2 separate regions of the Homo sapiens genome follow, and region 2 is linked to region 1. A link is a loop called in an ENCODE intact Hi-C map of the cell type or tissue named here. Cell type or tissue: heart right ventricle. All regions are shown on one strand. Links, peaks and the distances in the headings refer to the core of each region. The heading gives the core; the rest is flanking DNA.

What was found. Hi-C counts contacts between places; a loop is a spot of excess contacts. Peaks named below come from ENCODE experiments on the same cell type or tissue, not always from the same donor. Only the 100,000 strongest peaks of a DNase experiment are listed, where the experiment ranks them.
Region 2: a loop joins it to region 1, with 7 times the contacts of the local background. A loop is called at or near these places in 1 of 110 quality-filtered maps.

The regions. Positions count from the first base shown.
Region 1 is chr7:40,598,577-40,603,958 of GRCh38, reverse strand. The region is part of intron 12 of SUGCT (succinyl-CoA:glutarate-CoA transferase); the gene reads right to left. Among named protein-coding and RNA genes, the nearest start is that of SUGCT-AS1, 54 kb to the right of the region's middle. In heart right ventricle, for the core only: no CTCF peak of the experiment used is centred there; no DNase peak of the experiment used is centred there.
Region 2 is chr7:40,657,273-40,662,654 of GRCh38, reverse strand. All of the region lies in intron 12 of SUGCT (succinyl-CoA:glutarate-CoA transferase), which reads right to left. Among named protein-coding and RNA genes, the nearest start is that of SUGCT-AS1, 110 kb to the right of the region's middle. In heart right ventricle, for the core only: no CTCF peak of the experiment used is centred there; a DNase peak (open chromatin) is centred at 3,210.

The sequences.
Region 1 (5,382 bases), core at 191-5,190:
CTCACTGTAAATAGCGCTAAGGATATTATCTATATCTTAAACTCACGAGAAGCCACTGAGGAATTTTAAACAGGGGAATGACATGAGCAGATTTGCATGTTGGGAAGATCATTCTAGAAATAGAAAATAGTGGGGCAAGTTTATGCATATCAAACATGAAATGTCAAATTAAATTTCATGCTTACTAATTATGATAGGGCATGGCAAGATCATTAACTTATTTTTGAAAAGCAGGACATACCAAATAAGAAGGGGAATTTTTCTCATTTCTAGTCCACTTGACTTACACCCTAAACCCAGGGCCTCATGCCTTGAACAATGCTAAGGGCTACTATTTATGCAGACCATAAGGCTGAGAACCATCTAAATCCAGAATAAAATCTCAAGGGATTTGAGATTTTATCAGTACTATCCTACTTTCAAATCATAAAAGTATTATTCATTATACAGGAACTTAATTACACAAAAAAACTTATGGAACAGCTACTATATTTAATCCATTGTACTAGACTCTTTTGGGAACTCTGAGATCAATAAAATGTAATCTTTGTCTTTAGAAATTCAGAGACTACTTCAAATCAAGTAGAGGAAATCACTTCTTTTTTATTGGGTTTATGGGTAACCTTGGGCACACAAGAATACCAAAGAAAGCACTTTCGCTATCATTATGCATTTGTCATACATATTCCTATGTATCTAAACCCTTTTAGTCTCTTAACATCCAATTATTCAAGTGTAAATATAGAGTCTGAACTTTGGAAAATCAAATTTAAATCAACATATTTTCTATACTCTCAGGTTGCATTTCTTTGAAAAATAGAGGTTACATATTCTTAAAAACACATGAGCACCAACTAGAGGATAACTGTAAGTGAAGAATATATTTAATTCATCCTAGAATTTAACTTCCCTAGAAGTTCACATGAGAGTTCTGTTCCCCTCAGTCCTATTTATGCTCAGAATTACTATGCCAGCTCCTTGTTCCAACATCCCATCACTACTGCAGTTCTGAAAAGCAGCCACCCAAGACTGTTTGGGAAATTTCTACCATTTCTAGAAGAAAGTGAGAATATCCTAAGAGTGTCATCCTGTTGGAAAATCCTACCACTACTATGAATAATGTCTAGGATGGGATTGCTAATCCCATGGAAGGGAGAGATAGTACATACACCTAGAAATGATTAGAATGGATGACAAAAAGAACAGAAGATCCCAGAAGGGAAGGAAACAGTTCCAGTAGGTTTTCATGAGGACACTATGACTTCCTACTGTTGCAAGCCAAAAGAGTGAGGGTCATGATCAGCTCTGTATACCACTGGAGGCTATATGAGTAAACAGCAAACTGTTCTCATGAAAGCAGGATGTTGGCAAACTGACAAACTGAGTCTGTGGTCCAGAAGGAATACTGAGGGCAGTCACAACCCAGGCACAAGTGTTTCTTGTGAATAGACACATCTGAAGCCTGTTAGCAATAATGTGAACCTGTGATCAGTCAAGCAGCTGACCAGTCGTTACCTCCTCCTCCCTGCTCTTTCTACCCAATAAATACGAAGGGCTGTAAAGGCTCAGGGCTGCTGTGTTTGCTCACCAGAAGCAGGGAGCCCTCTTCTTCCCCCCGACAGATCCCTTCATTAAAACAGTTTCTTTTAAGTTTTCATTTCTGGGTTCATCCCCCTTCATTCAGTCCCGTGGTAACCATGGCAAAGCACAGCATCCTACTGCCTCAGTAACTCAGGTTTGGGGGTTGGTTGGTTGGTTTTTCCCATGGCTTAAGTATATAACCATGGTTTGAGGGTTGACCTATAATCTGATCCTACATTACAGCAGACACAATTGAGAGAGGAAACAAATCTATTTCACTCAACAGAGTTGGGCTGAGATTACTTAAAGTGAAACCATGTTTAAAATTCTAAGTATTGTTATATGAAGAGGTCTCCAAGGTAAAAACTTGAAAGAGTATGTCTATAAAAGTCCAAAGAAACTATTTCTAAATGAAAATGTTGAGTGCTTTAAAATGCGAACTCTCAGGCAAAGGGCAATCCTTTTTTAGATACACTTTGAATTTGGCAATTTGAAGGGTTAGATCTTATTTGAAGGGTTAGATCTTAGAAAAAGGGTGTCCAATCTTTTGGCTTCCCTGGGCTACATTTGAAGAAGTATCTTGGGCCACACATAAAATACACTAACACTAAAGATAGCTGATGAGAAAAAAAAAAAAAAGTCCTCACATTTTAAGAAAGTTTACAAATTTGTGTTGGGCCACATTCAGAGCCATCTAGGCTGCGAACTGTCTGCAGGCCGCATGTTGGACAAGCTTGTCTTAGAGGCTTAGGCTTTCTCATGCAGAGCTGCTGTTGTCAAATACTAGAAGACAAAGCGTAAGGTTCCTGTGATACTCCACATCATGGAATTTCATGGTAATGAACCACAGCATAAAGCCAGGGTACTTTGTGGTTCATGTAAGTATTTCCACAACAGACTCAAAACCTTCAGAAAATGTTTCTAAGCAGTATTATTTTATCACTCAGAAATCCATTACATGAGTACCTCAAAGATTTGTGGCAAGGACATGTGTTCTTGACGGTTACAGTCCACAGGGGAACCTGGTGTCTGCAGATCCCAGATCTCTCCCTTTGCCAATCAAATGAGCTAGGAACTTCAGGTCAATACAAGACAAAAGGTAAACTAGAATAACAAGGAGTTTTTAGATTGTACACCCCAATGCCAAACTCTACAGATTCCCACCTGGAAGCTATTTCCTAAGACATCCAAATAGCAAATACTGAACTATTTGCTACTAATACATCTGGCCATTCAAAGGGTCCTGCACATAGATAAACTAAAGAAATTTTGTTTGCCTACTACCATAAGCAGTTTTGAACTTCATATAAATATGGGACTTAAAAAATATCCTTTTCTCCTCTTTCTTTCTAGAACTGGCTTCAGATTTATAGTATTCCATTTATGTTGCTATATTAGAATGACAGTGGTACATTTCATGTTTTGACCAAAAACTATTGGAACATAGTGTTGAACATAAGTACCTTAAAAAGTACTTAACTGCCCCCTCCCCCATATCAAAGTAAAGATAGCTTAAAAACAAAACAAAATTGTCTCTAACTAGACAATTCTGAGCATCATCCTCATGCCACAGACATATCTACTCCCTTTATATGAAATGAATGCTTATTCATTTGAATCCAATCCACAAGTCTTATTAAAAAAAAAAAAAAACTCTCTACCTTGATTCTTCAGAAATTCTGAATTCACATGTCCCCTTGATCAAGAAAAAAAGAAAAGTGGTTTACTCTGGTTTTCATGATTTCTACTTCCCAAAGGTATTTGAGGCTTCAATTTTCAAATCAATTAGGAAGTTAAAGTCTCCATGTCTCTCATCAAAGAAAAATGAACAGAACTTGTTACAATTATATCCCCCAAACTGATGTGAAAGCCCTGGAGATTAAGCAGATGCACAGAGGTTCTCTAATAAACCTTGTAACATTAACAAAATGAATACCTTAGATGACATTCTGCAAACCATGTGTTATCAGTCAGCCCTGGTAACCCATTCATCTAGCCACAATGATGCCTGGGATTTGGGTGAAAGTGTTTCCAGCACAACTTTGTTGGTTGGGCTAATGGGAGACTTGCATGAAGTAACTTTCTTAGATGCACAGAAATCCAGCTTGAGTCTACATTGGGATTCACACACACATAAGAAATGAGTGAACAGGAACTCTGTTGTTGGAAATTTTTGCTCTGTTTGTTTGGGGGAAGGTTCCTGAAAAAGAATAATGAAATGGTTTTGCAGACACATCCAGGAAGAGGCTGTGACTGGCAGAACAGACTGCTTTCAACTTCAGGTATGGGTCATAGTACCAGTCCCATAGAAAGAAGAACTGCTGACGGGCACAAGAAATGTTTCTCCAGAGCCCAACAGACAAAATATAACTGCAAAGAGGAAGAGAAGCATTCTCCTCACATGTGACCTGGTGCAGCCTCCTCACAATGAGAAACGCAGGTATCCCGGCACCCTACGGGCACTTTGGAAGGGCTTCCAGAGCACATGGTGCCGGTTCTTTGAATGCTGAGACCAGTATCCATATAGCACTCCCACTCAGGCACTACCCCTACTTGACTTCCTGGGATTTGGACTCCAGTAAGGGGAGCTAGAGTGAGGAAAATAAGAAAGGACTGCTTGAAGGTATAGCTAGAGGCCCAGAGTTACACCAGTGGGTAGAAAGCAATACTACAGTTTATTATGTATTATCAACAAGCTGGTAAGCCTGGGGAAACTTAGCTTAGAAATCAAAAGCAATTGGGTTTTAAGTTTGTTTCTACAAGGAGTAAGAGAGAATATTAAAGAAAATCAGACGGGCAGTTTGGAGGAAGAGAATGAAAACTTGTAATCAATAAGGTGACTTATATTACCCAGAATCATGCTCATACAGGAACTCTTATAAAATGAATCCATTCTTAGGAGGACTGAAAGGCATTCCAAGGGACCAGCTTTGGTGCTGAAGTTAATATGACCCTCAAAGCAAAAGCAAGTAAACCACTGCAATTTGGTGTAAAAAGCATGGCTATCATCTACCCTCCCACACTTCATTTCCTCAATTTTAAATAAAAACATTCCTTACCCTTCAATTTACAGCGAACAATTTAATTTCCTAATTAATGAGAATACACACGCTACCCACAAACTTCTGAGAAACCCTCTCCCAACCCTATGGTATCCTGTGGCAAGGATAATATTGGGTAGCAAGCAAATCTCGAGCACCAGCTTCTGAGGCTTCCCTTAAAGTGTCGGTTTCAACCTCCCTCTCTCATCTGACCACAAAACAGACCTGCTTCCCGTGGCATCGGAAGTTGGCAGCAGCAACAAGAGACAGTATTTCATTTAGAAGGAAGTGGAGAGGAAGGTAGGCCCCATTTAGGTTCCCCTTACAATTCCAACTCTTCAGCCACCATTAAGTTTAGAATCGTGGACAGAAAAGAAGATGGTCTTGGAGATGAGAGAGATGCTCTTATTAAGAATCATTATCCCCTTGTCAGTATTTTGACGGTCTAATATTCTCTCTCTCTCAAATGTCAACCCTCTCCATTCTGAGAGCCATGTATCACACATGTGTGGTTTGAAAATTTGCACACTATCTACACAGATCCTGTGTCTGGGATGGTAGCTGTCATTCATTGGTCAAAGTTACCATCTTCTGTCACCTTCTTGACCACCTGGTTTTCTCAAATAATATCCTACAGTTATGGCTCACATCCCATGCATCCAAACAGATGTTTGTCCCGTTAACAGATGTTGATGTCCCATCAAACAGATGTTTGACCCCTGCATGCTCATTCTCACTCTGGATTTCATGTCTACGTGAA
Region 2 (5,382 bases), core at 301-5,300, 59 kb before region 1:
AAAGAGGAGGAGAATGCCACACAACTCCCTGGAGAAAGAGCATTCCAAATCAAAAAAATAGTTATGTGCAATGTTTCTGTGATAGGGATGAGCTTGGCAGGTTCAAGGTCCCAAAAGGAAGGCCAATGTGGCAGAAGCACAGTGAACAAGGAGGGAGAGAGGAGGGGCCTGGGGTTAGAGGACTAGGCAGGGTCTGGTCAGGTAGACCTTGAAGCCTATGATAATAAAAGCGATTGGATGATTCTAAGCAGAGAAATAACATGATCTCATCTTTAAAATAGCAGTCTGACTTCTATGTGGGGAGGATGGGCTATAGGAGGAGAACAGAGGATGTGAGGAGACGAGTGAGGTGGCTCTTGAAGTAGACCAAACTGGTGACACAGTGCAGGCTAGGTTTCAGCAACAGAGCTGGTAAGAAAGAGTTGAATTAGGACTATAATTTGGAGGTTGAACCAACAGGACTTGTCAATGGACAAAAATAAAAAATCTCACAAACCTCAAGGACATTCTTTGGATGTTAGCTTAAGAAAGTAGGCCTTTGATGGCACCATTTGCTGAAAAGAGAAAAGCTTGCTTTGGGGCAAGGGGGAGATACGTTTGACAAAAACAAACAGCTCTGTTTTGCATGTCAGTTTAGAGTTACGAATTCTAGTAGAGATACCAGTTTGGCAGTTAGATTTAAAGGTCTGGACCTTAGTTGCAGACTGAGCTGGCGAGAACAATTTAGAGATATCTGTGTATCAGTGATTTAAAAAACTCAAACTGGATGAGGTCATCAGGAGAGAGGGTATGGCTGAAGCACTAACATGTAAAACATGGTAGAGAAAAAGAAGCCAGCAAAGAAGACCAAGAAGAAGGAAATCCAAGAGGATGTTGTGTTGCAGAAAGCCTGAAAAGACCATGTTTCAGAAGAAACATGTAACCAGGGTGGCTGCTGAGAGGCTGAGTATAGGAGGGGCTTAACTATTGGCACTGACAAGACATAGATCAATGGGGATCTGGTTGAAAGCTTTTAGTAGAGTTGTAGGAGTCAAATTCCAATTTCAGCAGACTGAAAAAGAAATGAGAGGGGAAAATTTAGGGTGAATTTGTGAATTAGTGAATTTGAAGAATGTTTTCAAGTAGTTTTTCTGTGAAAAAAAGCCAAGAAATGGGGTGGCACTTGAAAGAAGGACCAAATTAAGGGGATTTGTTTTTCATTTTAAGACGAATTATATTACAGTATGTTTATTTGCCAGTGGGGATGATCTGGCAGAGAGGAAAAAGTTGATGATGCAAGACAGAAAGGGGATAATGGTAACTGAATCTTTCAGAAGGTACAAAAGACAGGATCTAAGAAAAAAACTGAAGCGGTTGGTTTTAGGGGCAGGAATCACTTTTCAGTGTAACATGATGAGCAATGAGAAGTTAAAGTAGTTATTGACTAATTTTATCAATTATCTCTAAGAATTATAGATTGAGGTCATTAGCTAAAAACATTTAAGAAGAGACTGGAGAAGGTGTGAAATGAACATCTTAGACAATAAGAAAGTGAGTCCTCTAGTCCATCTATGCAGTGTGGAGCACCCATTTCACACTTTTGGTTGTAAATTTGTAACGAGTCCAGTGAGTAAAGTTGCATGTTTTTTCACTGACATTGTTCAAGAGCACAAATACAGGTGTGGCGCCAAGTAGACAGTTGGTTTTAACCAGCCTCAGGGGGTTCCCAGTCATGTACAATGAAGGGACAGGGGTGGCAAGAAGGTTATAATGCTGGGACGGGAATCCAGGCCAGTAGACAGAGAGGTGAGGGCACAAGGAGAATGGTGAGGAACTGAAAACAGGTACAGCTGTAGATTAGTGGGAGAGTTCTTGGAAAGGCAGAATCAGAGTAAGTGAGGTAAACAGAGGAAGTCAGAGACTGGGTTGTTTTTATCAAACAAAGTTTTCTGAGGTGGCACAACTCTGTTGTGATGTTGGCAGTGATTACATCTAAGGTATGCCCGCCTGAATGAATTTCCAACAGGTAGTAGCAGAGAGGAAGACAGATCATCAAAGCCAAAGAGGTCTGAGAACTGATGAGTGCAAGTTCAGGCCAAGCTTACTATAAAAACCTCCTGGCTGGGCACGGTGGCTCAAGCCTGTAATCCCAGCACTTTGGGAGGCCGAGGCGGGCAGATCACGAGATCAGGAGTTCGAGACCAGCCTGACCAACATGGTGAAACCCCGTCTCTACTAAAAATACAAAAATTAGCCAGACATGGTGGTGGGCACCTGTAATTCCAGCTACTTGGGAGGCTGAGGCAGGAGAATTGCTTCAACCTGGGAGGCAGAGGTTGCAGCGAGCCGAGATCATGCCACTGCACTCCAGCCTGGGTGACAGAGCAAGACTCCATCTCAAACAACAACAATAACAAACTTCCCATACTCTCTGCCTTACCCCATTTCACTGGCTGTATATCAATGTCAAGGAGACATTACCTCATATTGAATATGGGAGAGCCTCTCTCAGCCTCAATGACTATATAGAGCAATCCTCCCAGTTAGAAAACTTTACGTGAGAAACCTATAAACTGAAGGTGAATATGCCATTCAAATTTTGGTGTTAATTTGTTATAGCAGCTGTCACTGTAACCAATATTACATCCATCATGTGTCTTATAATGGAAGTTGGAGACGTCTTCAAAAAAATTACTTAGATGTAGTGGCCTCACACACCAACCATAACTCCACATTTCCTCTCTAGTTTAATAAGGAGAGGAACAAGAAGAGAAGAGAAATGAGTTGTTGGCTCCCACTCACAGTGTAGTGTACTATACTGTACACTATTGTATAGTAGAGTAGTAGAGTATATCTAAGGAGGAGAAAGTGATGGTGTCCCTCACCCCAAGTCAAGTAAATTCGAGGGCTCTCAGTGAGTCACTGGTTAGAAATTGGGACTGCATGCAAGAAGGGTGGATTGGCTTCTTTTTCCTGCTGTTTTGTTTTTCATTTAGTTAAGTTTCAGAAACCTGAAGGCCCACTGTGGTAACCAGCCTGCAATATGACCCACAAGAATCCTGTTGGTATTCATATATCTGTGTAGCCCATTTTCACACTGAATTAGGGCTACTCTATGTGACTACTAGAACAGGACAGAAGTGACAGTTTGTGACTTATGAGCTGAGGTCACAAAACACATGCAGCTTTTGCCTTGGTCTCTTGGCTCACATATTCTGGGAGGAAGCCAGCATCATGTCATGAGGACGCTCAGGCAGCTCTACTAATAGGCACGCATGGAGAGGAGCTGAGACTTTCTGCCCATAGTGAGCCCCAGGATGCCAGCCATGGAAGTGAGCTACCTTGGAAGCAGATCCTCCAGCCCCAATAAAACCTTCAGATGACTACACCTCCACATGACATCTAACTGTGACCTCATGAGAAACCCTGAAATAGAACTGCCCAGCCATTTCTTTAGAATTTCTGACCCAGGGAAACTATGGGATAATAAAGTATCATTGTTCGGTTAAGCATAATTTTGGGAGTTGATCTGTCCTGCATATTAGATCCCTATAACATCAGAGAAAGCCTGCCTAATCCATTCCCAGAAGTGTGAGTGCATTCATAAGCAGAGACTAGTGACTGCTCCCAGACTAGAAACTTCCAGAAATGAGAGCCTCACTGGAGCAGCCATGCCAACAGGTCTTGTAGGGACAAATAGAGTACTGTTCCTAGGAATGAAATGAGTCAAACTCCACACCACTCCAGTTTCCCCGGGCCCTCAAAGAACAGAAGAAATTTTCTGTAGCTTTCTTGGCTTATGTGATGACACATGGAGAGGAAGAGCCAGGCAAAAGCCATGGGTTACACAAGAAGCCACCAGGCCAGGCATGAGGCTACCCCACCCTGTGAGGGGTGTGGGATTTTACGGCTGGAAATGCCAAAGGAAAACTAAACAGCCTCTCTGTGAGAAAGTACTCACAACAAAGGGGACTCAAATAATTGTAAGCCTATCCCAAGACAATTCATCACTCAAAACACATTCACCTTAAATGAAGTGTCCATAGCATCAGACAGAACTAGATCAAATCGGAGTACAGCCAGGGACACTTCCCCTACCGCCTGTAACCAGAGTAACACAAGAGAGTATCTGCCTTTGCTAGTTCCCTGACCCGCAGATAAGGATCTAGGTCTTGATGAGGATGAGGAGAAGGGAAATCAGAGCCAGGACAGATCTGCCCCTTAAATGGGAAAAAGATAGGACTTTAAGCCGAGTTTGGGATTATAATAATATTAGGTCTCATATTAAAATAACCAGAAACTTATGGAGTCATCTCAATAGGAAATTAAGAGACGGAAAGGGGGAAGGGGTTCAACATAACAGAGTTGAAACAATAACTGGAAAAAACCAAGACCATTTCATGCCTCTATCTCAGAGTTGAGACTCCTCAATAACGAGGTTATACATCATATATTCATGCTGACTTGTAAATATTCAGAGATTAACAACATAAATGCCAACAGACAGAAGGCCTAGAATTCATGGACAAAAATGGCTTAATCGAAGACTTGATACAATAAAGGAATAATGTGTTTCACTGTCATTAGAGGCTTTGGTTGTTTTAATTCCCTTTCACCTAAGTTGTTCTAAGGTTTATATTTCATGAAATTAATAATTTAATTCAATTCCCTCTAAGAGTTTTCCTTGGTACTGTTGTGTCATGGATCACTAGATTTGGTGTCTGACTGAGGTTATCATCCCAGCTCCATCACTGAAGAGCTGCAAAAGCTTCAGCCAGACATTTATCTTCTTTCACGTTAGGTCCTTCATCTAGAAAATGGGGATTATAAAATCTACTTCATGGCCGGGCGCAGTGGCTCAGGCCTGTAATTCCAGCACTTTGGGAGGCCAAGGTGGGTGAATCACGAGGTCAGGAGATCAAGATCAGCGTGGCCAACATGGCGAAACCCCGTCTCCACTAAAAATACAAAAAATTAGCTGGGCCTAGTGGCGGGTGCCTGTAATCCCAGCTACTTGGGAGGCTGAGGCAGGAGAATCGCTTGAACCCGGGAGGCAGAGGTTGCAGTGAGCCGAGACTGCGCCATTGCACCCCAGCCCGGGCGACAGAGATTGCGCCACTGCACTCCAGCCCGGGCAACAGAGTAGGACTCCGTCTCAAAAAAAAATCTACCTCACGAGATTACTAATTAAATGTTACAGGGCCTGACTGAGCACTTGATACAGTATATGCGTTCTGAAAGACACTTAAAACAGAATCTAATAATTATAAGTTTGTAGATATGATAGGCTAGCATCGATTGACATTATTGTCAATCTCAAATACAGCACAGATATGGTACTGACATACCACTACCATGGAAAAATTACTTCTGGGATGACAACAACAAAGGAAATTATTCCTT